7 separate regions of the Homo sapiens genome follow, and regions 2, 3, 4, 5, 6 and 7 are each linked to region 1. The links are chromatin contacts, found by Hi-C or POLR2A ChIA-PET in ENCODE. All regions are on one chromosome and are shown on one strand. Each heading gives the region's core, a stretch centred on a gene start or an enhancer-like site at or near the end of the contact. The rest is flanking DNA. Distances are from core to core; before and after follow the strand shown.

What was found. A loop is a pair of places that touch in the nucleus more often than their neighbours do. ChIA-PET counts read pairs that join two places held with the same protein, here RNA polymerase II (POLR2A). Pooled maps may share reads with other maps.
Region 2: a map with no recorded cell type shows a loop between it and region 1 (8-fold over the local background). The contact joins the promoter of LNCARGI here to the enhancer-like site in region 1. A Hi-C loop is called at or near these places in 9 of 37 single-sample maps with no recorded cell type and 4 of 50 pooled maps. POLR2A ChIA-PET finds 5 or more read pairs at or near these places in 1 of 52 experiments (GM12878).
Region 3: a loop to region 1 is called in a pooled map, with 3 times the contacts of the local background. The contact joins two enhancer-like sites. A Hi-C loop is called at or near these places in 1 of 37 single-sample maps with no recorded cell type and 3 of 50 pooled maps. POLR2A ChIA-PET finds 5 or more read pairs at or near these places in 1 of 52 experiments (activated CD4-positive, alpha-beta T cell).
Region 4: a pooled map shows a loop between it and region 1 (2.5-fold over the local background). The contact joins the promoter of FKSG29 here to the enhancer-like site in region 1. A Hi-C loop is called at or near these places in 2 of 37 single-sample maps with no recorded cell type and 5 of 50 pooled maps.
Region 5: a pooled map shows a loop between it and region 1 (4-fold over the local background). The contact joins the promoter of GPR183 here to the enhancer-like site in region 1. A Hi-C loop is called at or near these places in 2 of 37 single-sample maps with no recorded cell type and 3 of 50 pooled maps. POLR2A ChIA-PET finds 5 or more read pairs at or near these places in 2 of 52 experiments (H1 and activated CD4-positive, alpha-beta T cell).
Region 6: a loop to region 1 is called in a pooled map, with 2.5 times the contacts of the local background. The contact joins two enhancer-like sites. A Hi-C loop is called at or near these places in 3 of 37 single-sample maps with no recorded cell type and 1 of 50 pooled maps. POLR2A ChIA-PET finds 5 or more read pairs at or near these places in 4 of 52 experiments (HEK293, activated B cell, activated CD4-positive, alpha-beta T cell and 1 more).
Region 7: a map with no recorded cell type shows a loop between it and region 1 (5-fold over the local background). The contact joins the promoter of DOCK9-DT here to the enhancer-like site in region 1. A Hi-C loop is called at or near these places in 2 of 37 single-sample maps with no recorded cell type and 2 of 50 pooled maps. POLR2A ChIA-PET finds 5 or more read pairs at or near these places in 1 of 52 experiments (activated CD4-positive, alpha-beta T cell).

What each region holds. Positions count from the first base shown.
Region 1 is chr13:98,507,799-98,511,938 of GRCh38, forward strand. The region is part of intron 2 of STK24 (serine/threonine kinase 24); the gene reads right to left. Among named protein-coding and RNA genes, the nearest start is that of STK24, 67 kb to the right of the region's middle. Within about 2 kb of position 1,858, at least 29 of the 41 ENCODE cell types and tissues checked have a DNase peak (open chromatin) inside an H3K27ac peak, as active enhancers do; they include GM12878, where a contact is called at or near this core.
Region 2 is chr13:99,431,500-99,433,999 of GRCh38, forward strand. It overlaps LNCARGI (lncRNA antiviral response interferon signaling inducer), which reads right to left and starts at 1,251. Exons shown (of 2, transcript NR_197585.1): 1 at 888-1,251. RefSeq lists enhancers at 378-557, 568-647, 891-2,090, 1,098-1,827.
Region 3 is chr13:99,374,046-99,378,185 of GRCh38, forward strand. The region is part of intron 8 of UBAC2 (UBA domain containing 2); the gene reads left to right. Among named protein-coding and RNA genes, the nearest start is that of MIR623, 20 kb to the left of the region's middle. RefSeq lists an enhancer at 1,763-1,832. Within about 2 kb of position 2,211, at least 13 of the 41 ENCODE cell types and tissues checked have a DNase peak (open chromatin) inside an H3K27ac peak, as active enhancers do.
Region 4 is chr13:99,349,016-99,353,155 of GRCh38, forward strand. FKSG29 (a long non-coding RNA gene) reads left to right here and starts at 2,405. Exons shown (of 1, transcript NR_024013.1): 1 at 2,405-3,012. All of the region lies in intron 7 of UBAC2 (UBA domain containing 2), which reads left to right. RefSeq lists an enhancer at 2,780-2,869.
Region 5 is chr13:99,305,501-99,309,640 of GRCh38, forward strand. GPR183 (G protein-coupled receptor 183) reads right to left here and starts at 1,899. Exons shown (of 2, transcript NM_004951.5): 1 at 1,840-1,899. All of the region lies in intron 4 of UBAC2 (UBA domain containing 2), which reads left to right.
Region 6 is chr13:99,286,315-99,290,454 of GRCh38, forward strand. The region is part of intron 4 of UBAC2 (UBA domain containing 2); the gene reads left to right. Among named protein-coding and RNA genes, the nearest start is that of GPR183, 19 kb to the right of the region's middle. Within about 2 kb of position 1,982, at least 6 of the 41 ENCODE cell types and tissues checked have a DNase peak (open chromatin) inside an H3K27ac peak, as active enhancers do.
Region 7 is chr13:99,084,729-99,088,868 of GRCh38, forward strand. DOCK9-DT (DOCK9 divergent transcript) reads left to right here and starts at 1,995. Exons shown (of 1, transcript NR_047482.1): 1 at 1,995-3,897. It also overlaps a transcript of DOCK9 not described here. RefSeq lists silencers at 1,327-1,806, 1,847-2,156, 2,247-2,306, 2,887-3,116 and enhancers at 1,997-2,558, 3,121-3,680.

The DNA.
Region 1 (4,140 bases), core at 608-3,107:
AACAGAAATGTGATGGTAAAGGCAGCCTCCCCTCTAACTAGGTCTTGTCTCTAGCTTCTTTTATGACACTTCCCAAAAGCCCATTGCAGATCTCTTCCCCCAACCCTAAAACCTCTATTCCACCAAGTCAAGCTCAAGTGGTGTTATCCCATAAACCCACATGGCCCAAAATGCAACAGGGAAAGTACCAAAGGAGAATTCAAACACCAATGCATAACAAGTGTTTGACATTACAATAAACTCAAAAATATAAAGAAACACGTAGCCTGCAATGACGGTCCCAGCTACCCAGAATTCTTCCTGCTCCCCACCGCTTCTTGCTACTTCAAATACTAAAATATGAAAGGCTAATTATAAAGCTAATAGAAGAAAAAAAATAAATATATTTGTAACCTATGAGAAGCTGATGTATTTCGTATACAGGATCCCAAAAGCAGAAATCATATAAGGTGAAAAACTGATGGATTAACTACATTAAAATCAAGGATTTTTTTCCCCAACAGAGGACGCTTCAAAGTTAAAACTAGTGTGATAAAGTCAGAGAACACACCTGTGGTATCAAAAACCAACACTAAGAGACAAGAAACATAGTAGGAAATTTCACAGAAGAATGTATGTTAATAAACAGCAAGAGTATTTGCCTACAAGTAAACCACTAGCCTTTCAGGGTCAGCAGAAAAGAATGCCAATTTAAATGCAACTTACACCACAAGCCCCACTGGAGAGCAGAAATGCTACTTAGAATTTCTGTTGGGACAGAAGATGAGATCTTTCTTGGTAAACTTATTGCTATTGTCCGGGAAAGTGAGGGTGGGAGGAACAGGGGGTATTTTAAAGGGGCCAGGGGCATGTCTGTGTACACAGTGTCTGGTTCCATGCCATACGAGCTATGGCAGAGAGAAAAAGCACTTTCCCCTAACTCTCAGAAAAGGTGGTCTTAAATCAGAATGAGTTAACTTTGTAACATACCACAAACTAACCTTCAGGGCCACGCCTCATATTTTATTCCCATGAAGCTCCCACTTAAAACAATTCACACCTTCTCTGCTTTGAAGTCCATTCTTCAGCTTTGCCAATTTCAAAGCTGTTTCATCAGTTCTCAAAGGGATGGTCAAGCTTGAGGAATGTGACTAGCGCTGGTGAGACTCACAAGAGCTCCTGTTCACAGACTAGAAATAATTTGTAATGAATTAATTTGTAATGTGGCTACCAGGCCAAAACATATAGTTTTGGGCACCCTTTTTTAGTTTCACAATACTTCATAAGCCTAATTATCAGACAATTATTTCCTGACTAGAAAATTGAAAGGGAATTTGATAATCACATGTAATAAACACATTAAACTATAGAAAACTTCCTAGGAGATATGAATTCAACAGAATAATCCTAATGGTTAAGAACATACATAGATGCTCAAAGTTATGATTAATAGAAATGGAAATAAACATAAAATACTGTTATAGCTAAGAGATTGGTGAAAGAAAGTTTTATAGTATCAATGTTGCCAAGAACGTAGACAAACCATGCTCAACACAATTAGCCATGATTAGTCATGAGGGAAATGCATGTGAAAACCATGAGATACTGCTTAACACAATTTTAAAAAAACAAACAAGGGGAAATTGAAACCTTCATTCACTACCATGAGAACATAAGCCACTACTGAAAACAGTCTCAACAGTTCCTCAAAAACAAAAAAAAAAACCAGTTCCTCAAAAGGTTAAACATAAAATTTGTATATTACAGTAAACTCTTCAAATTTTATGTTGCCTTGGCATCCATTTTGAATACAAGTTTAACTTTCTCATACCAGAAGCAGGGCTTAGTCACCCTTGACACGGTCTCCAGTTCTAGACCACACCCAAAAGGCCCAGCTCGCTGGCCAAGATAAGAACTTAGAGGCATCTCCTACACCCAGCAGACTGAGCTCCCCATGTTCCATCTGCTTCCTTTAAACAGAACACTCAGGCCTGCCCGAGAACTTACAGAGCCCCACGCCCTGTTCCCTCTTATATAATGTATACTGCCAGTTGTGCACACTCTCTCTGTCGCTCTCTCTCTCTGCCTGACTCTTCATTCTTGCCTTGTGTAACCCAGGACAGAGGACTGCCTCCTGCCCAGGATATGTAAGTAATAAGTCTTTGAACTTGGATTTGACCACGACATATTATATGTAATATCAAAATATCACATGTACCTCAGATATCTGTACAATCATTATGTAGCCATTTTTCAAAAGCATCTTCTAAAATATATGTTTGAACTTGCTTCCTGTTGTGATGGTGTACGGACTCTGTACCCTCCATCCGAAGAACCAACCACATTACCCCAGGACGTGTGGGAGCAAACAAGGTTGGACTCCCAGCACCAGAATGATGGCCAGGTAGTCAGACAAGACCCACAGGGGTGTCCGTCAGTATAAACAAGTTTCCCGAGTCGGGGCTCAGACCATTATGCGTGAGCCCATCCACCAGGTAAAAGAAGCATCCTGTGAAAGGCACACGGTCATCACCCACATCCAGCTGCCTTTCAGTTCCCCTTAGGGAAGGGTCGCTAGCTACTCTGATACTGGAACCCAATTCAGATGGGGGCTCCCAAAACACATTTGACCCAATAACCCCACTCCCAAGTAATACATCCAAAAGAAAGGAAAACATATCCACACAAAAACTTGTACACGAATGTTCATGGGAACAGTATTCACAACAGCCAAAAAATAAAAACCCAAATATCCACCAACTGATAAATAGATAACAAAGTGTGGTCTATCCACAGAATGGAACATTATTCAGCAATAAAAAGAGCTATTGACACATGCTGCAACAGAGCCCTTGAAAACATGCCGCGTGAAACAAACCAGACACAACAGGACACATGTTCTATAATTACACTTATATGAGGTGTCCAGAATACGCAAATCTATAGAGACAGAAAGGAGACTCGGGAATCTGGGAAGAAATGGGAAGTGAATGATGATGGGTAGAGTATCTTTCGAGGGGATGAAATGTTCTAAAATTGTGGTGATGGCTGCACCGCTCTGTGATATACCAGAAACTCTTGAATTGTATATTTTAAGTGGGTGAATTGTAGATCGGTAAAGGTTTTTATTTTTTTACTTAAACACAGAAACAAAAACCCACAGCTAAACCAGGCATTTAGCTGGTAAGGCTATTCCGAACAACCACACGGTAGTATTTTTTCCTTACTAATAAAAGAGATAGACAGTGTCTCACTCTGTTACCCAGGCTGGGGTACAATGGCACAATCATAGCTCACTGCAGCCTCGAACACCTGGGCTCAAGTGATCCTCCCACCTCGGCTTTCCAAAGTGTTGGAATTACAGGGTGAGCCACTGTGCCCGGCCCCATATTCCCACATGGTAGCATTTACCTAAAATGAATATCCTACTCCAAACTCTAGAGTACTGACGGGAAATAGTAAGCGTCTTAGGACAAGATACTCAAAAATCATAAGTCATTAGGGAAATGCAAATTAAAACTACAATGAAATACCATTCCACACCTACTAAAATGGCAAACATGAAAATTACTGACAGTACCCCAAATGCTGGTGGGGATGCAAAATTATACAGGCACTCTGGAAAATTAAACAGACATTAAATAGAAATTAAATACCTATCCTACTCATAAGTATTTGCTCTAGAAAAATGAAAAACTTATGTTCATACCAAAAAAGTGCATCAATATTCATAGCAACACTGTTCATAATCACCAAATTCTGGAAACACCCACATGTCCTTCGATAGGTAAACCTGGTTATACACACCCTGGTGCCCTACTTAACAGTAAAAAGGAACAAACAAGTGACACATGCATGAACACGGAAGGATTCCTCAGGCATGACAATAACTGAAAAACGCCACTAACAAAAGCCACTAACAACAGATGTGTGATTCCATCTACGGTGCTCCGGAAAAGCCAAAATGCTAAGGACTGATCAGTGACTGCCATGGGCGGGGGATGGTTCAGGAATTCTTTGGAACGTTGGCATTGTTCTGGTCCCATGTGTGGTGGTACTTATAAGAATCTATACATATGTTACAACACATAGGACTATACATCCAAGAGTGAGTTTTACAGTAATTTTTTTTTTTTTTTTTGAGACAGAGTCTCGCTGTGT
Region 2 (2,500 bases), core at 1-2,500, 920 kb after region 1:
CTGAAGGCTGGGCTGAGCGAGCCAGGACAGGAGCTTGGACAGAGCCTCCTTGTCTGTGGAGTGATGGGAGAGGAAGCAAAGAAGGAAGGCACAAAGCCAGAAAGCACAGCAGTAGTTGGGAAAAAGGAGAAAAAGAAAAGATGCGGCCGGGCGCGGTGGCTCACGCCTGTAATCCCAGCACTTTGGGAGGCCGAGGCGGGCGGATCACAAGGTCAGGAGATCGAGACCATCCTGGCTAACACGGTGAAACCCTGTCTCTACTAAAAATACAAAAAATTAGCCGGGCGTAGTGGCGGGCGCCTGTAGTCCCAGCTACTCAGGAGGCGGAGGCAGGAGAATGGTGTGAACCTGGGAGGCGGAGCTTGCAGTGAGCTGAGATCGCACCACTGCACTCCAGCCTGGGCGACAGAGCGAGACTCCGTCTCAAAAAAAAAAAAAAAAAAAAGAAAGAAAAGAAAAGATGCAAACCCTGGCATTGAGGCCCCCCCAAAGCCACCAAGGAGGGCCCCTGGGAGAGCGCGAACTCTGCTCCGGCTGCGGGTGGTTGCTGTGGTCTGTGCCTGTCACTCCCTGCTTGCTGAGGCTTTCGTGCCTCGGGTCCACTGGGGAGCAGGAGAAAGTGCCCAGTTCTGTCTGTAGAGAGGACGTCACTCAGGGAGAGGGGCAGGAGCTGAGGGCACGTGACTTACACCAAGGCTAAGGTGCAACGCGAAGGCCCTGACACCTGAGCCCCTGGGAGTTGAAAGGTGACAGGCTAACTTGGGGGATGAGCGGTAGAGTCCGGAGGTTCTAAATGGAGCACAAGTGGACCCTCGAGCGACCTGAGAATACAACCCAGAGGGCTCATGAACTGACATGGGAAAACAATGACATCTGTTTTCACTCACCTCTGGTTGAAACTGAGCAGTTCCTTGTATTATGAACATAGGTGGCAACCACTTAGTGTTAGCCAGCAGAAATAACGGGAAGTTTCATTCCACACTTTCGTTGTTGCCAGTATCTCAAAATGTTATTCAGGCTCATTGCTATTTCAAAATCCCATGGTCAGAGACCCATCCTCCCGGGTATCAGAAAGCATGGGAGCCCTGACCCTGACGGCCACCAGGCTGCAGGCAGAGGGGCATGGCCCACTTGGACCTGAGGGTGTGTCATTCAATCCAGCAAACATTCATTGAGCACATTCTCTGTGCTGGCCACCAGGTCCAAAGATGAACAAGGCCGAGACCCCGCCAGGAGGAACTCAGGGAATGCGACAGGCACAGATGAGCAAGACAATAGTGACAACGCAGCATGATTCATGCTGAGAGTGCCGGGGAGGGCGGGAGGCCAGGCAGGGTTTCTCACGGGAAGTCACATTTGAACTGGCTTTCTCACACTTGTGAAAGTGCGCCCAAGGACGCAGGACTTTCCTGAACCAGAAAAATCCCTGCTCGCGAGTGTGCACATCTCCGCTTAGAGTGCAGAGGAGCAAACAGCAGAAACTTCCCCCGGCTGTGGAGCCGAAACAGGAAACCACCCAGGAGCCCTGTGCAGAAGCGGCCGGGGATTCCCAGTTCCCCAGGACCCAGTGGGCGTTTTCACAGGAAGCCTCTCTGGGTGAAGCCCCTGCTGTACCCGTCCCGCTAGGGATGGAGGCTCCATGAGGTCACAGGTTGTTTTCTGTTTCGTTGGCTAATGAATCTCAAGCATCTATGCCTGGCACGGATTTGCTTTCTACAAATATGTGTTAAATGAATGAAGAAACACAACTGGATCCTTCCAAAATTGACAGGGGCCCAGCACAGTGTCTCATACCTGTAATCCCAGGACTTTGGGAGGCCGAGGCAGGAGGACTGCTTGAGGCCAGGAGTTTGAGACCAGCCTGGACATTGTATTGAGACCCTGTCTTGACAAAGAAATTGTTTTTAATTAGCTGGGCATGGTGATGCACATCTGTAGTCCCAGCTACTCTGGAGGCTGAAGTAGGAGGATCACCTGAGCCCAGAAGCGCAAGGCTGTAGTGAGCAGTGATTGCACCACTGCACTCTAGCCTGGGCAATAGAGTGAGACCCTGTCTAATTTTTTAAAAAATGCTGGGGGCAGCTGGATAAGGCAGGCCGTGGCTCTGTCTCTGTGTGTGGCACTTGTATCTCCAAATCGCCATGGTGCCCTGCATGTAGGTGACCTAGGAAGACACCTCCTCCAGGTCCAGCAGATGTGGAACTGTTTCATGCCATTGAGCAGGTGGAGTGCTGTTGAGGTATGGCTTACTCTGCCCTCTCCCGGGACCACAGGGTGCGCTCTCGCGGGGGTCTGGAGAATCCTAGCAGGTGTCTGAGCTGCCTGGATTAGGGATCTCTTTCCTCAGAGTGTGATCTGAGCTGGAAGGATGGGTTCCAGGCTAGTGGGGGAGGGCTGGGACTATCTTCTCTGGGAGCCTCCATCTTTGGCTCACAGTGGGTGGGCACAGGCACCTCACAAGGCCTGACAGAGGCCAGTCCCCGATCAGTGTAGGGAGAGC
Region 3 (4,140 bases), core at 961-3,460, 870 kb after region 1:
TTTAGTGACAGATCTATTTGGCTTTTATTTGCAACTTATGAATTAGTGCAGCCTCCATTCTACAAAACAGAATGTGAGCTCCCGCCAGGCAGTACTGGAACAGTGCATTTTGTAAGAAGGAAACAGAGCAATAGAAAAATAACTGATAGGTTAACATTGAGTTACTTCAGGTTGCTTTTTTTTTAAGGGTTAAAGCAGAGGGGAGTTCCTTATTATGCTGACTTGTGTAGTCTGGGATCTCCTATTTTTAGAAAAAGCAGGTCTTCTTGTTTTGGGATCTGTCTGCTTCCTTAAAGTTTCAATTTGATTGTGTGGCATTTAGCATGAGTGACTCCATTTAGTTTGGTCTTCTGGTTTGTTGGAGCCCAAAACAATGGCGTCCCATAATTTTGGTCAATTCACATGACACGTCGTGTGGATTCTGTTTATGTCTCTGAGATATCCATTAGCCCAAGTAGAGAGAATGGCTTTAAACCCACAAGGTGCTTTCACTCTTAGCTGATAAATAGCAAAATGTATTTAGTATTAGAGAATCTAAATCTTAATGAGGCTGTCTCCTCTCTTCTCATCTCAGGAATCCTTACCACTGTCTCCAGAAAACCCACCGAAACTCCTAAAATGCTCACCTTCTGAAAGCAGGGCTCTAATATTTATTGGTTTTGAGACACATCTCGTGCTTCTGCTCTGAGTAGCCAAGCATGGCAGCACATTGGGTATTGGGTTAGCCTCCCATGGCGTCTGGTCTCCCTGTGGACAGCGAGCTTCCTGAGGGCTGGGGCCATGTCTGCCTTGTTTGCTACCCTATGAAAAGCCTGATACACACAGGTGCCCCAGCATCGGTCGGAGAAGGGTTGAACACGAAGGTGTGGCCAGTAAACTTCCCTTTCAGAACTCTTGTTTTCACATAAAAAATGTGCTAGAGAGTGGTATTATGCCAGGTTTTTCCATTGCTTGCTCTAGTAGATTGGAAATACGTTTTCTAACAAGATCCCAAAGTTAGATGTGTTACAATGAAATACTAGATGGTACTCAAATAGTAACCAACTTTTGTGGGGTGTCTCATTCTGCTGGGTGCTCTGAGAGATGTACACAAAGGAGCTCAGCCAGCCTTAACTAAAGACCTGCTCCATACAAGACCCTGACGAGGCTCTAGACACAGTTGGTCTCAGAGCAGCCCAGAACGCTGGCAGGGTCTGTAATAACCAGAAACCTGAGTTCAACCAAGAGATGTGAAAGGAGGGGGGATCTGCAGTTCTCCCAAGGAAGAGAGTGGTCAGACAGGGAGAGGGGGGTGGGGGCTGCACTGCCTTGCAAGGGTCTCGGCCATGCGTCAGCATGGGGGTGGGCAGCTGGTGCCAACAGGTAACCGGTGCCAGTTGCTATGACAGCAGTGGGCGAGGCAGGCCCAGCACATCTGGGCTCCCCCAACAGGGTGTGCATGCTACCCTGCACCCAGTGTGAGCTCAGGATCGGGTGGGGGCCGTCTTCAGGTGGGCATCGCTTTCTGCAAGCGTCAGAATATGGGAAGTAAAAACCCAAAAAAAACATTTGTTTTTGACGCACTTAGCTAAAAGGGAAGTTAAAGAAAACCACACTCTAGTTTGAATAAACCAAAAGGAGTCTTTCACTGAGGGGAGTTGCTAGAAATCTCATTGGAATGAATGTCCCATTTTACTTATGTCAAAGAGGAGTTGAATTGCAAGTAAAATACCAAAGTGGGATTTCATTTATTTTCTTTTCTCTTTTCCTTTTTCCCTTTTTTTTTTTTTTTTTTTTGAGACATGGTCTTGCTCTGTATCCCAAGCTGGAGTGCAGTGGTGCTATCATGGCTCACCGCAACCTCGACCTCCTGGGTTCAAGCCATCCTCCCAACTCTGCCTCCTGAGTAACTGGGACTACAGGCACATGCCACCAAGCCCAGCTAATTTTTTTTTTTTTTTTTTTTGGTAGAGACAAGGGTTGCCCAGGCTGGCATTTTCTTAAATGAGAATTATCTTGAGGTAGTAGGCACACACATCCCAATCATAGATGTTTAAAAATAAAAAATAAGGAAAGAGAAACTGGTACAGATTTATTTCCATCTCTAGGGTGTTTTCCTCATTCAGTGGGTTCTCTGAAAAGCACATTATTAGGGAATGTATTCCATCTTGCTCTCCTTTGGAACATTGTCAGGTGACAGTGACAGTGCTCTTGTGGCAACGCCTATTTCTGTCATGCTCCCCTGCCTTGGTCAGCCAGCCATGTGGAAGTGTCACACCAGGGCTGGTGAAGGGCTGCTGACGCCTGTGGTTCAGAAGCTCGTGACGAAAGGCAACTGATGGAGTCACACCTTGCTCCACTGGGGCACCCTGGACACCTCCAAGAGGGTCTTCATCCCTGTGGGGGCTCTGGTGGGGCACCCTGGACACCTCCAGAGTGGGTCTTCATCCCCGTGAGGGCGGAGCTGGAGTTTGCCATTGCCACAGCACCAGCTGCACCTTGGTGTCCTCTGAGTAGCCTTATCTCTGCTCCTCACCTCTGGAAGTCAGGTTTCCTGTTACGGAAAGCAGGCTCTGGATGTTACATTTGGGGAATGTTAGTGTCTAGAAATAAGAAATAAGTAGATGTGGAAGACAGGAAAGCAAAGCATGCTGGAGGCGAACCCAACTAGAGCTGGCTTCTCAATGAAGTTAGAGGAAGGAATCATTTCGATTTGGGGGCTAGAAACCAAGCTGCACTCTAATCTGATATTTTGTGGTGAGGATTTTTAGGCAGAAACTTCTTGTGATGCCTGAGCAGGAGGAAGGTACTCGCTGTGCTCTGAGATGGAGAGGGAATGTTGAAAGAACACCTTTTTAGAAAATTTCTTTGAGACATTTTTAAAATTTTCCAGACCAATGAATGACTGCAAGCCCATGAAGCCAACACTGACGAAGTTGCAGTATGCAGCGCCGTGCCTCGCCTCGCCTCGCCTCACCATTGCCTCCACTCACGCCAGAACAAGTGTCTATCCTAGCACAGTCTTTTCCAGAGTCTCAGTGTCCTACCAGCATTCTCATTTTGTCCTCCACATGTTTATTGGTCACTTTTGATCTTCACATTCAGCCTTCTCTAACTGGTGCTGGGCACCGGGTGTGTCAGGCTCTGTGTTGGGGGGAAGCAAGCCAGGCCTGGTGCCAGCCCTCAAGGGAGCTCACCGTCTATGAGGGAGACCAGATCCATGCAAGGCCCTAACCCAGTACCCAACTCATGCAAGTACCTAGTGCCAGTCCTTAGAGCAGAGGAGACCTGTAAACATTCATTCCTGTACTTTAACAACTTGACATCAGGAGATTTTACATTGAAACTTTCTCTTCCTGTGGATGTTAGATCGGATCAGGTGCTCATGGTGAGTTCTGATGCTTCTCATCCCAGTAGCTGGACTACAGAGACAGGAAGCAGCCTGCAGAGAAAATGAAGTAGTCCAGGGTTTCAGTGTGAGTTAATGTGTGTTGTGGCTAAAATGTGGTGCTTTCGATAGGGAGAGAGATGGGCTGACCATCTATAATACCATTATTTATATAGTCATCAGAGTTGTGTATTTGCTAAACTTTATAAATACATAAAGTGTATTTTAGAACAACACAGTCTTTTTGTTAGAATGTTATGCTCACCATTTAAAAAGATTGTTCCTGTCTTTCTGACTTCTTTAGGGCCCACCACACACCTGGCCCCGCTGCCCTCCATAGGAGAATAGTGGTCCTGAGAGGTCATGTTTATTGAGCGCTGGTCATGTGCCCGTCACTGTTCTGGGCTTCTCACATGCATCCCTCTCATCTCCCAAACTGCGAGGAAACAGAGAGTCAGAGCCTGGTCCCCTGCATGTGGTCACACGGGGCCAACTCCAAAGCTCGGGTCTCCCTGCCACCCTGCGCTGGAGTCAGACCTAAGACAGCATGCAGCTTCCCCTGCATTTTTATTTCACGGAAGCATGAACCTGGTTTTCTGTCCCTACAAGTTGAGTATCCCTTATCCAAAATGCATGCTGCTCTAGTCCTTCAGTAAGCCCATCACATATTTTCTCTGTGTCGTCTGTAGACACTTTTTCTGCAGCGTTAGCATCATCTCCATCATCACTGTTGTCACAGTCACCTTGACTCAGAACCATCTCAGCTATTTCAC
Region 4 (4,140 bases), core at 1,155-3,654, 840 kb after region 1:
GACAGTGAAAATTCTGTGTGCTCAGGATATTGTTGGTGATGAGCTAGAGCATGCTTAGCTCATCACAGTGAAGGACGAGGGCAGGCTTTGCAGAGCCTCCTTGTCTTCAGACCTCCAGATCAATTACTGGAGTCTCCTGTAGTAATGATCATCCGAATGGTGCCTGTGCAACCTGAGTCTCCACAGCTTCACGGTGCATGTCTCCCTCCCTTTGCTCGCTGTAGCAAAGAAGCTCTGTGTGCTGTGATGAGAAAGATGTATCTGTTCTCTACCACTGGCCCCTGACACACAGCACCTAAAGCCCTTGGAATCTCCACAGTGAGCATAGGGTCCAGCCCTACAGGGCTTAGCAGGTGTTCTCCCCATGTGCGGAGATGAGATTGTAATAAATAAAGACACAAGACAAAGAGATAAAGAGAAAACAGCTGGGCCCGAGGGACCACTGCCATCAAGATGCGGAGACCAGTAGTGGCCCTGAACGGCTGGGTGCGCTGATATTTATTGCATACAAGACCGGGGGTCAGGGTAAGGAGGGTGAATCTTCTAAGTGATTGACAAGGTGAAGCAAGTCACGTAATCACAGGACAGGGGGGCCCTTCCCTCTTAGGTAGCCGAAGCTGAGAGAGAGAAGGCACCATACGTCAGCGTTTTCTTCTATGCACTTATAAGAAAGATCAAAGACTTTAAGACTTTTACTATTTCTTCTACTGCTATCTACTACGAACTTCAAAGAGGAACCAGGAGTACGGGAGGAACATGAAAGTGGACAAGGAGCGTGACCGTTGAAGCACAGCATCACAGGGAGGGGTTTAGGACTTCGGATGACTGCGGGCAGACTGGGATAATATCCAGCCTCCCACAAGAAGGTGGTGGAGCAGAGTGTTCCCTGACTCCTCCAATGAAAGGAGACTCCCTTTCGCGGTCTGCTAAGTAATGGGTGTCTTCGCAGACACTGGCATTACCGCTTGACCAAGGAGCCCTCATGCCGGCGTGACAGAGGGCTCACCTCTTGCCTTCTAGGTCACTTCTCACAATGTCCCTTCAGCACCTGACCCTATGCCCGCCGGTTATTCCTAGGTTATATTAGTAATGCAACAAAGAGTAATATTAAAAGCTAATGATTCATGATGTTTATAATGATTGATAATGTCCATGATCATCTCTATATCTAATTTGTATTATGACTACTCTTACTCTATTTTCTTTTTTATACTGAAACAGTTGTGCCTTCAGTTTCTTACCTCGGCACCTAGGTAATCCTTCGCCCACAGTGAGAAGTGTCTTTTCACATGGATGACTGATGTCCAGGCTCTCCTGGATAGCCTCAGATGGGGGCTGGTTACCAGGGGAACTAATAAGTGATTAGAGGGTTGAGACTTTCAGCCCCACCCCCAACCTCTGTGATTAGGGAGAGGGGTTGAGTTGATCACCAATGGCCAGTGATATAATCAATTATATCTACATAATGAAGCTTCCATAAAACCCCCAAAGGACAGGGTTTAGAGAACTTCCAGATTGCTGAATGTGTGCTGGAGCAGGGTGCAGGGGGTGCCAGAGAGGGGCAGGGGCCATGCCCCATGCCTTGCCCTGTGCATCTCTTCCATCTGACTGTTCATCTGTATCCCTTGCAATATCCTTTCTAATAAATGGGTAGATGTCAGTGTTTCCCTGAGTTCTGTGAGCCATCCTAGCAAATTAACTGAACCCAAGGAGTGGACCACGGGAACCCTCATTTATAGCACGTTGGTTAGAACCGCAGGTTAGGTCTGGCGATTGCCATCTGAAGTAGGGGAGCAGTCTTGTGGGAGTGGGCCCTTAACCTGTGGGCTCTGATGTTATCTCCTGGGAGACAGTGTGGGGATTGAGTTAAATTATAGGACACCCTGCTGGTGTCCACTGGAGCACTGCTTGGGGTATGAAGCCCCCCAGCACATCTGGTGTCAGAATATTGTGTTGAGTCGTGTGTGAGTGTAGAAAGGAAGAAAACAGTGTTGTTTTTCTTCAGAGCCATGCTCACAATAGAAAGCAGCGTAATATAATGAAAAGAACAAGAATGGGCAGTTAGGGACTCAATCCTGGGTTGACAGGGACATCTATACACAATCTGTAGAATACTGTTGTCATTGGGGATAAAAAAAATTATACAAAATTACCTTAGGTACCAGAGGCTCTATCAGATATTAGTTATTATCATAGTATTGGGCATCTGTTTTTGTGGCTCTCAGGAAGTTTGAGAGAGTCCTAATTTAGGAGCCAACCTTGATAGTTATTACTCGTAAAAGCTTGTAACCTCTAGAGCAACAGTCAGCAGGTGATGGCCTGTGGGCCAAACTACCTGTTTTTGTACAATCTGAAGCTAGGAACAGGTTTTACATTTTAAATGGTTATATAGGTAACTACATAGTATCTTTGATCTCTTGCCTCTTTATCTTCCAAACCTAAAATGTTTACCACCTGGCCCTTTACAGAAAAATATTTGCCAGTCCCTGCTGTAGAAGGTTATATAGCCAGCAGCTTTCAAAGTAACCTTTTACCTGGAAATGTGAATTCTCTCTTAGTTCTGGTCATCTGTTATTTGTGGGAGCCAATCCTCTCTCTGTTGGCTGATGATGAGAATTCTGTTATATACCACAACACAAACTTGGGGATAAAACTTTCCATTAGGCATTTCTGTAAAATTTCCATCTATTTTAGAAGCAGAACTAAGGTGAAGCCCAGTGTGAATGAATCCTGCTTGTTGGTACAAGCCAAGTGGGACATTTGGCAGCAAAGCCCAGGAGTCCTTGGTGCTCTTCTTTTAACTGCCTCCTCATCTCATTGGGCTGCCCGGTGTTAACTGGTTGATTATCACCTCTGTGTTTTGCCTGCAAGGAAAGAAGCTACTGACACCCAGAGTGGCTCAGCGATACTCACACGTGCTTTCAGTTACTTTCGCAGCATTTGGTTAAAGTGAGTTTAGCTGCACATCCTCACTTGGTAACATTCTGTGGCTGTGAAAATTGTTTCTCTCTTTATCCTCCCCCAGCAACAGCCATTTGGTATCATCTGAGATGTGCACCAGGAGGCAGATCTGCCCTGTCAATCATGAGAGTTCCTATCATTAATCAAGTATTTTGAATTCAATAACTTTTTTTAGTGTTTTAAAAGTATTTACTGGTCCTTGATGTATTTTTTAGCAGCTGATGGAATTCACATACCATATAACTCACCCCCTCGAAGTGTACAGTTCGGTGGTTTTTAGTATTTTTTAATTGCACAAATACCGTAATTTGAGAACATTTTTCATCACCCCAAAAGAAACTGCGCCCCATTAGCAGTCATTCCCATCCGCCCTGTCCTAGGCAGCCACTTAATCTACTTTCTGTCTCTGTAGACTTGCTTATTCTGGACATTTTATAGAAATGGAAGCATATGTAGCTGATCTTTATGACTGGCTTCTTTCGCTGAGCTTCACGTTTCTGAGGTTGACGCATGTTGCAGCATGGTTGATTTTCCCTCTGTGGTTTAGATAGCAAGATCTGCCTAGTAGAGCTTTATGTGTGCAAGTGCCACTCCACCAGACCAGTTTCTGTCACTGCCCCTTCATCAGGCCAGCTTCCTTAGGAAGCTTCCTGTTGCCTCTTGGCCTCACCAGTGCTACCATTTTCATTACCGTCTATTCCGCAGAATACACGCAGTGCCAGGCTCTGGTGAGTCCCACAGTGACCAAGGCAGCACGATCCCTCCTCTCCCTGAGCTTAGAGTAGAAAGCGTCAGTTACAGTGAAATGTGATGGTCACTCTTCTGGGAGAAATGTGTAGTGCAGTCAGGAAGAGTCAAGAAATTGTGTCTGGAGGCAGCACCGTCGGAAACTCTCTACCTCCGTCTCCACCCCTGTGTCCGGGGTAGGGGCAGTGCACGTGTGTTGCAAAGGAGTCCACCAGGAATCCAAAGGGAGCGAATTCTCATGTGTCCCGAGCATCCTCAGAGACAGCAAGCTGGCACGTGGCACCCTCCTCAGCACTTTTCCTTTTTGGCTATGCTCTTTCACTTTTTGGTGCAATTTGATTTGAAAACGATTCTTTTCAAGTTGCTATGCTTCCTTGTCAACAAAGCAGTCTAATCAGTTAAAGCTAGTTCTTTTATGACTTTCTTCTTTCA
Region 5 (4,140 bases), core at 649-3,148, 800 kb after region 1:
TGACTTGATCTCATCCAACATTTTATCCTATAGAATGCTACAGAACCAACCTACAATAGATATCTAGTAAATATCTATAGAATAAATAAATGAATTAAAGTCATATAGAAACCTGAGTTAATATTTATTCCATTAACTGACTGGTCATGGTACTAATTAGCTCTAGGAAGCCAGATGAAAGTAATTTATGCAAGGGATCATTACCATTGTCACTAACGCGATACATAAACATGTGAGTGAACATTTTGTGGAGTAGCATATTCTTTGTGGTTTTATGTCCAAAAAGTGCAGTGAACCCGCAGAGAGAAAACATGCTAAAATATAAGAAGTGTGCAGTCCTACCAGTAAGCACAGTTAGATGTGTGATCATCCATAGACTCAGGGCCATTTATTTATTTATTTATTTATCTATCGAGACAGAGTCTCGCATGGTCGCCCAGGCTAGAGTGCAGTGGCGCAATCTCGGCTCACTGCAACCTCCGCCTCCCAGGTTCAAGGGATTCTCCTGCCTCACCCTCTTGAGTAGCTGGGATTATAGGTGAGTGCCACCGTGCCTGGCTAACTTTTATATTTTTAGTAGAGATGGGGTTTCACCATGTTGGCCAGGCTGGTCTCGAACTCCTGATCTCAGGTGATCCGCCTGCCTCGGCCTCCCAAAGTGCTGGGATTACAGGAGTGAGCCACCACACCCAGCCTGATTCAGGGTCTTTATGTAAAATATCCATAACATATCTGTTGGATTCACCCTCTGGTACGTCAGTGGCCAGAGAGATGGGAGAAGAATGATGGGAGACAGTTTTTTAGCACTTATAATGAGAGGCAATGTTGTAAGGACTTGGCAGTAGTAATACTCCCCATTTTACAGGTAAAGCAGCTGAAGCCAGATATTAGGTAACTTGTGTGTGGGGGGGCCACACAGCTTGTAAATTTCATTTGATCCTGATTTCAGAGCCCTTGCTCTTATTACACTATATTGTACTCAGAGTGACACCAAAAAAACAAAATACCACGCCCCCCTCCCCCAACACACACACAAACACACATATATAAAACCCTCACTGCCCTTTAAAGGAAGTCTCTTCACAGCTTCTATTTTGCCAAGTTTCTGTTACCACCATTCCCAACCTGGACATAAATGTTGCCAAAGCACTGCATAGAATTCATTGTGATTTTTTCCCCTCAGGCACATAGAAAAGATACGTTTAGTCTAAGTAAACACAAGTATAAACCACACAACAGACTTTTTTTTCACTTATCTAATTAGTAGTATTTAGCATTTAAAAAGCAAAGATTGGTACTCTTTGCTGGCGGGAGGGTAAATTGGTAAAATGTTTTTGTAGACCAAAAAGTACCGTTTTATATCTAAAGCTTTAGAAAATATACCCTTTGCCCTAGGAATTCTACCCCTGAGATTCTATCCTGAGAAATAATCTTATATTTCTAATAATTCCTATAGCATAGGAATATTCTATATTAAAATAACTTTGTTCCTTTTCCTTCATACTAAGTTATCCTGAAATATTGGCATTATTTGCATAGTTTTGCTTGATACTGTCTTTTGTCATTGTGAGTTTATACAGTAGTACATGAAGTGAGCCCTATTTTTTGACAAAGATATTTCTGGTGGACCCATCGCTTTCAGTCAACTTTATAAGAACTAACTAGACCTACCAGTCAGCAGAGAGAGTAAACTTACATTATTAATATAATTTTTGTTAGAAGTGATGGTAGCTTGTTCTTAAATAGATTGTTTTCCTTTTTACCTTTTACCTTAAAACTTAGGCTTTTAAAGTTTTTCTTTAAAAAGTTTGTTGAAAAAGCAAAAGATCTTGTACTTACATATCAGTGACTCGTTCGGGTCTCTGTGTAGTAGCTGTGAGTAGTTGTCCAAACTGAAGTAAGTTTTAACTGTGGCATGTTGTTTTAAGAGAGGCTGTGCAGACCTCCTTTTATGGTGGTGACTTTTTTTTTCTCTGTCACCCTGTGACTGAGCATGTAATGAGCAGTTAGCCTCGTGTACGTGTGTGCACTTTGTGTTTTTTTTTGTTTTAAATGGGAAGTGAAATTTTTTATAGTGATTAAAAAAAACTATCCAAAAGCCCCTTGGAATTTATGAATTGTTGATATCTGTGGAACTTTATAAATTTTTCTGTAAAGGTTTAAGTATCAAAAAATTCTTTGAAAGAGACTGAAGCAATAAACCTTAACCAAAAAAAAGACCAAGTTACTGATGATTTTATATTGATTTTGCATGTAAAAGTATGGGTTTTTAAATGTTTTAAGGAAAATAGTGTCAACTTTGACAGTGCTTTTTACCTGGAAACTTGGTATCAGGGAGTAGTTTACACATTCCACCTTATCCACAGCTTATGAGAAAGAAACAGGTTTCTGTGGCGTGGGGGTGAGTGACAGTCCAGGATGTGGAGTGGACTGGATTAGTCGCCGTTTTCAGTCGAGAGGCTGCCTGAGTCAGAGGCTGTGTGAGTACTTGAATAACAGGGAAACAGTTGAAGGGAGGCCCATTATAGATAAAATCCAGCCTCTTCAGCACAGGGTGAAAGAGACTCATGCCATTCACCTCATAGTTGTAGTTGACTCAGTTTAAACCAACTAACGTGTCTGTCAGAATGCAGTTTATTTGTAGGCTAAATTACCAGATATGTAGCACTCAGATCAGGAGAGGTGATGTTTACACTTAGTCAGGACTGATCTGGCCATTCCCAGCCACTTCTGGGTGCTGCTTTTTACGAAGACATAGATAACACCTGTGGCAGTGAGGGGCCTGGATAGCAGGTCTTAGGAGAACTGATTAAATAAGCTGGGGATGTGTATGCTTTGTAGGCATAGGGTCATTATCCTTATGCTTGTGGAAACTCTCATAGAAAAGTGTTTACATTGCTTGTGTCAGTCTTCCTAACTCCAGAGACTAGCGGGAGGGTCAGTAAGAAGTTACTGGACATAGCTTTTGGATCAAAAGATGAGAGTCATTCCCAAAAGTTGTGATTATTTTGAAAAATGGAATATGCTGTTTCTTATTTAGATGCTTGAGTAAACTTGATGATTTTGAGGGATGATGTAAACAGAATTGAATCATTTGGTAGGAATTTGTAACTCTGTGATCTCAGAAGCCTTTCTGCTCCAGGATTCTGTAAAAATAGTCGAGTAGCTTTTGCCTCCCACAGATGTCATTAGGTTCTTCTAACGTCTAAAGTGCTGTGAGTATGGAGGAACATTGTCAGACACAAGAAAGAGCATCAAGCAAGTCAGCTGAATTCTTTGGGCCGCCACCTCACTGTGTATAAAATAAAGGTATTGAACTAAATGATCTCCAAGGTAATTCCTAGTACAAAAATTCTATGAGGGGGTAATACAGAGATTTTATGACTTGGTGGATAAACATGACATCATATTCTAGAACTAGTTCATTTAAAACTTAGGCTGCAGAGTACTTGAAGAAGACACTGTTGATAAATTTTTCAGTTTGTTGAAAGACCATTCTGGTGGGGTTTTGCCTGTTAATTTTGAAATAGTTATATTAAGTAAAACATTTTTATATAGTGAAGGACTCAGCTAGTTCAAGTAATTCCTCTGACAAACTGGATCTGTCCTCCCAACCTTCTTTTTTTTTTTTGAGACAGAGTCTCGCTCTCACCAGGCTGGAGTGCAGGGGTGTGCTGTCGGCTCACTGCAACCTCCACCTCCCGGCTTCAAGCAATTCTCCTGCCTCAGCCTCCCGAGTAGCTGGGACTACAGGCATATGCCACCATGCCCAGCTAATTTTTGTATTTTTAGTAGAGACAAGGTTTCACCATGTTGGCCAGGATGGTCTCAATCTCTTGACCTCATGATCTGCCTGCATTGGCCTCCCAAAGTGCTGGGATTACAGGTGTGAGCCACCGTGCCCAGCCCCTTTTTTTTGATATCAGAGTAGTCAGGCAGATGAAGAAGAGGTGATGGGGTCATTATCCTGTAAGAGGCCGCTGAAGCTGTATATTAGATCATTTCATGAGCTCACAAACCTTGTTTTTATTGCTGTTGAAAGTTACCAGGGTTTCTTGAGTTGTGATTGTACTGTAAAAGTAGAGTTGGCCTTTACAGTTTTTTTGTTTGTTTGTTTGGAGACAGGGTCTCACTCTGTTG
Region 6 (4,140 bases), core at 732-3,231, 780 kb after region 1:
ATAGTTCTTCCTTGTGGTCCTTTGTGTTAGGAGATCAAGTTCCTCAAAGAACATTGTGTGTGTGTTTATGAAGCCTTGCTGATCTTTTCATGTGGCTTTCTGGTATAACCTATTCTTTGCTGGTGACTTTGTTACCACCAGCCATCTCTTATTAGGACTTCTTTTTTTTAATATTTATTTATTTTTAATTTTTTTCCCACTTTTAGGTTCGGGGGGTACATATGCAGGTTTATTACATGGGTAAATTGTGTGTCACTCAGGCTTGGGGTACAAATGAGCCCATCACCCAGGTAGTGACCATAGTACCCCATATGTGGCTTTTCAACCTCCATCACCCCACACTCCCCCAACAAGCAGTCCCCAGTGTCTATTCTGTTGTTCCTATCTTCGTGTCCATGTGTATTCAATGTTTAGCTCCCACTTATACGTACAAACATGCAGAATTTAGTTTGCTGTTGCCACGTTATTCTTAGGACTCCTTGAAGGTCTGCTGAGACTCCCCTCACATGTAACCTTAGAATGTGGCCAGTGCGCGTCCCATTCTCCTATGATTTGAATTGCTGTGCTTAACTGATTGGAGATGGAGACTGGTAACTGTGTCTCAGTTCTTTCTGAATCCATCCCTGAATTTCTGCCTCTACCCCCGATGTAACAAGAGTAAGGGCATGTGTTAGAGAACATACTTACCATTTTTAGAAATTTATTACAGAAATTTTCAAATATACATAAATACAGAGAGAATGGTATAATGACTACCATGTACCCATCACCTTTTAATCATTTTTTCAAACACACAAACTTCAAATAATTTGACAGTTGGATCCCTAATGGGACACTGGTTTCCATTTTTCATTTTACCATGTGGTTCCTAAAATCTGCATGGTGTTAGCCTGCAGTGTCCCTCAACCCTGCCCTTGCCTCAGATTTGCCAGTATCTCTACGGGCCTCCCCAGAGGCCTGAGTGTCAGGTGCAGGCACAGGCAGGTACCAGGTTTCAAGTAGAGCTCATAGGAGATTGTTGGGACTGAGAACCAGGATTGCCTTGATCTCTTGTCACATGTGTATCAGGCCTGTGGGTCTGTTTTGATAATGTCGTCTTCTTAACTGCTGTTCTTTTTTTTTTAAATTTTGAGACAGGGTCTCACTCTCACCCAGGCTGAAGTGCAGTGGCACGATCATGACTAACTGCAGCCTTGACTTGCTGAGCTCAGGTGATTCTCCCACACCAGCCTCAGTTCTTTCTGAACCCATCCCTGAACTTCTGCCTCCACCCCATGTTGTAACAAGAGTAAGGAAAAATATCTTTCTTTCTTCTTTTTTTTTTCTTTCTTTTTTTTTTTTTTTTTTTTTGGTAGAGACGAGGTTTCGCCATGTTGCCCAGGCTGATCTCCAATTCCTGGGCTCAAGTGAGCCTCCTGTCTCAGCCTGCCAAAGTGCTGGGATTATAGGCGTGAGCCACCACGTGCAGCCTTAACTGCTGTTCTTTTAACAAACCAATAATGTTCAACTTTAGGACCTTCTTGCCCTTGCTCCCTTACTGGGGAAAATAATAAGCAATAATACATGAAATGGCACTTGCATATACTTTCATTACTCTCTTGAACATATAATATATGATATGCTAAAACATACTGTTTGCATTTATTTTTATAGGCTAATATAGGCAGTAACCTTATACATTTTTACTATGTAGCCCCTGCCAAAAAATTTGATACTTCATGCCAGGACTTGATGGGAAAATTGTGGGACTGCTGCCCTCAAGCAATAAGAACGTATCAAAATGTTACTTTTTTTAGATTAGGTCTCAAACCTTTTGTAGCCTCCATGTAGTTTCATTCTGACACACTTTTTTCTTCTCAAAATCTGCCTGGGAAAAGTCATTCTTGTACAGAAACCAGAAATAAATGTTTTAACACTCTGAGAAAATGGATAAAAGCCAATCAGAAAAGCACTTGAGTTCTTGTTTTGGATCAGTTGCAGTAGGTGCCATGTGGGGCAGAAAGTAACGTGGCCCCTGCTCTGGAGTGGTTTTCAGTTGAGTGGACAGGATGTCTAAGAGCATTACTAACTACGAGAAGCCACACAGTTAGCATGCAGATAGACAACAGCTTTAAAATTTTTGAGGAAGGTGAACTCTTGAAACAAAAAGGAAATAATTTATTGTATTGCCCTCTTAAACAGCTTCTTCTTTCTAACAACTACAGTATTGCCAGGATTTCTCTCCATTTGGATATGCATTATCAGAGATAAAGTAGCATAGCAGTCATATGCTGCTTTTTTACATGTGGAAGGAAATGGAAAAGCTAGTGGTGCTCCTCTTATACTCTCAACAGAAAAGTTTCATTTTGGAAAATAAATCCTGACTGATTTAAATGTCATTCTAATTTCTAATTTAATATATTTTCCATGATTAGCATTTTAGTACCAAGCAAGTATTAGTTATCTGTTGCTGCCTAACAAATTATGACATGTAATAATATCAACCTCTTACCATACTTAAAAACTACAAATCATATAATCTCCTCAGCTAATATTTGATGACCTATAGTCAACATGTATTTTTTGGAGCACTGTCTATGTTCAGGGTGTCATGCCCAGTGCTATCCAGAATAGAAAGAAGGAAAAGCTAGTGTCTCTTCCCCAATGGAGTTTATGTTTCATTTGAGGGATACAAGAATATTGCACATGAAATAATAGACCATAGACCGTACGATGGCTGGCAAAGAGCTTGCCTATTATCTAACACTTACTTCACTGACAAGACAATTGAAGTCTAGAAAGGCTCAAAGACTGGACAAAGTGGGATGGAGCTGGGTTGGAGTCTGACAGAACCAGGCCACCCATCTCCAGGCCAGTGTCTTTTTTCTTCCTTTGTTGTAAGATCTAAATTAAAACTATGTGGCATATACTGTAAAAGCCAGATAAGTTGAGGAAAGGAAGATGGATGGCTTTGAGTAGTCAAAGAAGGATTAAGGGAGGCGGTGTGATTTGGATGTAAGTGTAAACAAGAAGGGGAGGAAGCAGGAGAATCCCACTAGAGAGAACCAAACATTTTATCCACAGGACAGACAAAACCAACTAGACAAACTTGAAAGGCCCATATTGGGCAATGGAGATAAATCAGGTTGGAGGGAGTCGAAAGTGTGGGAGAGGAACTTGGACTTGATGTGGTAGATCATGGGGAACTATTCTCAATCCCTGAGCATGAAATGACACAATGAAAGTGGGATTAAGGAAGATTGTTTGCCAAGAGAACTGGATAGTGTCTGCATTTTTCTTTTCTTACACTCTGTGTATTGGTCTTTTTTTTTTCATTCCAAGTAGGTTAAACACTGTTTTAATCAGAACAGGTTAGCTTATGTTGCAGCCACGAAATAACCCTGAAATCACAGTGGCTTAATCCACAGTGTGTTTCTTGTTTGCACACTTGTCTAATGCAGTTGGGTGGGGCATGGGGTGGGAGTTCTCACTTACTCATTCAGGGACCCAGGCTGACAAAGGTGCCACCATCTAGAACATTGCCAAACACTGTGGCAGAGGAGAATGCCACTCCCTCTCACCTCGGGCTGGAAGTGACACACGCGTCTTTTGCCCCCAACCCATTGGTCAGAGGTAGTCACCTGCTCTTCCTCCCCACCCCCAAGGAACTTGAGGATATTTGGTGAGCAGTGTGTGTCTCTTTTAAGGCTTTCTGAGGACCTGGAACATATCTGTTTATTTGTTTAAGAGAGAAAATACGATGATGAAGAGTGCAGACCATGGAGCCAGACCCCAGAGTGTAGAGCCTGGCTCCCCACTTGCTGACTGTGTGACCGTGGGCAAGTTACTCAACCTCTCTGGAGCATAGTTTCATCATCTGGAAAGTGCGACTGATAAATAGAACAAGCCTCACAGCATTCTTGTGAGATTTGAATGAGCACTTTATATGTAAAGTGCTTAAAGCACTATGCTATATAATTGTTAGCAAGTATTTATTATTGTTAATCTGCTGGCTTCTGGTACAGCATCCTAAAGAAAGGCTAAAGTTTCTGACTCTCATCAAGAGGCCTGGGGGAAAGAGGTTGTAATTAGGTGTGCCAAGGCCAGTGTCTGGACTAGGATGATGGTAGTGGGCAAAGAAAACAGGCAAGGCCGGGCGCA
Region 7 (4,140 bases), core at 745-3,244, 580 kb after region 1:
CTCTTCTTCTGCCTCAAATCCCTGATGACCACGGCAGGCCCCAGATAAAGGAACCAACTTCTGTGTGAGAACAGAAAAGATGCCAAAGAAGTTGCAGGCTTTATCCTTAACATGCACTGGCAAAACTCAGGAAGATGCAGGAAGCCACACAGAAGTTAGCTGGTTATGGAAGAGATGGCCAGGTTCTGGTCTATTCCCAACTCCTGCTCTACTCCTTACCTAATCGACTTCCCTAAAATAGAAAAATTAAATCCTTGTTTACTATGGATCAAACTGGAGTTGGAGAAATTTGGAGTTGGCAGAGCTAGCAATCGAGAGAAAATTCAAACTGAGCAAACTGGATATAGAAATCAGCGAAGCTTCATCTCCAATCTCCACAAACGTCATTCACGCAATTCTGTGTCTGCCCAGGAAGGGCATCGATCTGCCACCAAAATGATGCATCCGCCCCTGTGTTAAGGGGCCCGGCACTCTGCCCCGACAATCCCCCACAGGGCCCAGACAACCACTTCCAAGGCCCATCTTCTTGCACTGTTCCAACAAACACAAGTCACACCCACCCACAAACAAGCCCGTTTCAAGAAAACAAATGCCGGCGGCAACGCAAGGAGCTGCTAAAAGTTTCCAGCTGCCCTGCAGAGCTCGCTCCTGCTCAAACGTCGCTCCACTCCCGCACCATCCAGGTGAATCGGGTTGTAGTGCGTTTCCAAATACAGCAGGACCGGCGCTGGCTGTGAAAAAGTTAATCGAAAACTTCATCTTCCTCACACCCAGAGGCCTATTCTCTAAAGACGTTCTGCCACGGGAAGATTCGTTTTGGGCTGATGGCTTTGCTTACTTAGAACCCCCAAACGTCACAGGAATTTGCACCAATACTAAATTAGCGAGGGTTCCCATCATGCCCCCCAAGCCTTCCTAAAAGGCGGCCAAACTTCAGGATACCGGCTTGGAGGTGGGGGGCGCAGGAGAGGATGCCGAAGTCCTTCCCTCCTGGAGTTCAGCCAACTCAAAGGGTTAGCAGGGGCATCTCCCACCCTGAGCGCAGACTGGATGAGGAAGCCCCCACCTCAATTCCCCTGCGCCCCTCCAAAACATGGAAGGAGAGGGAGGCCGGGGGAGGGATACGGGGGAGGGATGCGGGGGAGGGGGGAGAGTGTAATTTCCCAGTTGACAGAAAGCAGGTAAATTGGGAGAGAGCGGGGTGAAAAGAGTGACAGGGCGACATCACTCTGCGGAAATTTCCCAGGAGGAAGGGGACAGCGATGGGGACAGGATCTTGGGTGGCGGGGAGGGGTCTGGGAGTTGCAGCCCCTCCAGGACCTTCTCTTCTCCCCTGTCCAACTCCCTCCCGCCGGCCCCACCTCTTGATTCCGCGGACCCAGCAGGGTCGGCCGCTCTGCCTCAGCCCTGCCGACTAAGAGGCGCCCGGCCCGGGGCCCGCAGCTGCCTGCGCCCCCGCCATCCTCCCCCGGCCCGCGGTCGTCCCGCACTCACCAGGAGCACGGAGCCGCGCACCACCTCAGACACGCTCTGCCGCAGCTCGGCCGCCGTGCCCGGCTTACTCAGCGCCCGGGTGAACTTCCGAGTCTCCGCCGAGGCGGGGAGCAGCGGCGGCTGCGACATCCTCCTGCCCCCGCCGCCTCCGCCTCCGCCTGCTCCCGCGGCCCGGCCCGGCCGCGCGGCCGCCAGGTGCGCCCTCGGCGCCCGGCCCGCTCCGCCCGCCGCTCCCGGCGCCGCCGCCGCCTGCTCCCCCCGCTGCTCGCCGCGAGTCCGGCCGCCGCAGCCCAGGCCGCGCCCTCTGCACCGTGTCACGCCCCAAGGCGCCCCCCTCGGCGTCCGCGGCCCCCCGCGATCGCAGCAGCGCCCGGGCTCGCTCCGGGCGACCGTGCGTGTGGCGGCGGCGGCTCCCCCATGCCACCAGCCTCCCTCGGCGACCACTCGCCGGGCCGCCTCCTCGGGGCGGGGTGTCCGGCGCGGCGCGGGCGGGGCGGGGCGCCCGGACGGCGGAGGAGGGGCCGCCGCGGCGGGACGGCGGGCCAGGCAGGTCGGCGCGGCCCGGCGCTGGAGCTAGGCGGCCGGACTGGCAGGGGCGGCGTGCCGCGCGGGACCCTCACTGGGGAAGGTGGGGGGTCGGGGCCGCCTCCGCCCCGGGCCGCACGTCCGAAGACCGGAGGAGGGGACTGCGCACGCCACCAAGAGGGCGCACAGCCGAGGCTGGACGATGCGCGGTTTCGGAGCAGGGTTTCCTGCCCAGGGAGCCCGGCTGCGCTCGAGGGGACCCCGAAGTCACCGGCAGGGTCGGAGCTCGGTGCACCACGCCCCCCCTCTGCGCCCGGGGCCTCTGCGGGGACAGAGGTCTCAGGAAAGTAGCCTTTATTTATGTGGCACCGATCGGAACCCGCGGCCGGCCAGGCGGACCTGGACGGAGCGTCCCTGCTCGGAACCTGGCGCGGGGCGCCGCGCGCTCGTGTGGCGCCTCGGCCTCCCCACCGTTCAGTCCCCGGAGGCACGGAGCTCGCGGCGGGACGATGACGGTTGGGCCGGGCCAGGCGTGGGAGACTCCCAGACTCCGGCCCGCCGGGACGGCCAGCTGCGTCACCTTGGACGTGGGCAATACTTCGGAGCCTCGGTTATGTCGCCTGTAACCTGAGGACAACGGCCTGGAAGGGGCTCAGGTGACACGGCGGCCCTCACTGGGGCCGATTTAGCCGGTCTGCCGCCCCTCCGCGCCGGACCGCCAGGCGGGGTACCAGGGAAACTGCGATGCGCCGGCTTGCGAGCCCACCGTGACGCAGAGCTGGCGGCCGCTAGCGACAGCCACCCTGTGAGGGACTTTCCCCCCAATACCCTAACCGCTTTCCTGTCCCTAAGGGCCCGCTCCCGCCCCGGCTCCGTTTCTGTCTCTCTGAGGAAGCCCGGCGCAGCCTAACCCTCACAGGGCCGCGGAGAGGGCGCGCCAGGCGGGGATTTGCGCCAGGCCCGCGGCGCATGCTCAGTGGTTGGGGACTGGGCGGGTACCCCGGGCGGGGAGCCTGACTGAACGGCGGCTCTGCTGATTGGTCGGGCTGCTCACGCCACGCCCGTTGCCTTCCGATGGACAGTTCCTTACCTGCCGGGTCGGCCTCCGCAGAGAGTGGTGGTCTTGAAAACCCAGTTTTGGGAGAATACCTGCCGCGCCTCCCGCCCAAATACCCAGAGGTTTCATAGCCGCCATCGCTGCGGTGGAGGAGGCCGCCTGTTGCGTCCCACCCCACCAGAAAGCCTAACACTGGCCTGAAGCGTAATCTTAAAGTGGTAGGGGAAAATACCGATCTAGCGCAGAGAGCAAAACACCTCCGTTCTGGGTTTAATGGGCAGGTCTGGAGGTGAGGTATGCCGTCCGCACTCAATAATTACTTGCAGGATCGGATTGTTTCTCCAGTGGGTGGGGACTGCAGGATGTAGCATTGAGTGAGCCTGGCAGATTGAAAGATAAAACAAGGGTGATGATAAAAACAATTACACACTAACCCATTTCCTCCTCCGTGAAATGAGGGAATGGCCCAGACATTTTCCAGACCTCTTCTGTCCTAAGAGTGGAGCTGGGTGACAGAGCAGGTGCAAGCCGGCCTTTCCCTGCCTCCCCGGGGAACGCACTCTGTTCGGTGAGAGCAACTCAGCTCGCATTGACTCCTTTCAGCTGCAGGAGTGTGGCCGTTCAGTTCTCATTTGAACTGTTGACAACAGTTGTCTTCTGAGAATCATGAGTTAGAGCCTCCCTTTAGGCTTCTGACTCCCTCAAAAGTACCAGACAACACAAACTTTTCCCCTCTTGTTACCTTGGCTCTCTAAGCTGTATCTACTTCTATACAAGGCGAACAATTTTGTCTTTTTAAATTAAAAACAACAACAAAAGCACCTAAGGTTGTAGGGTTTTATATTCTTTTTTCTTTTCTTTTTTTAAGAGCTATATGATTACAGTAGAGTGTGTGTGTGTGTGTGTGTGTGTGTGTGTGTGTGTAGTCTAAAGAACAAAATTTCAACAAATGGTTTTAAAGATCTAATTGGCTTCTATTAGCAATGCATGAACCAGGCAGCATTCTGACTACAAAATAGACGGGAGCTCTTGTGGGAATGGAAGAACAGCTGGGTTTTGTTAAG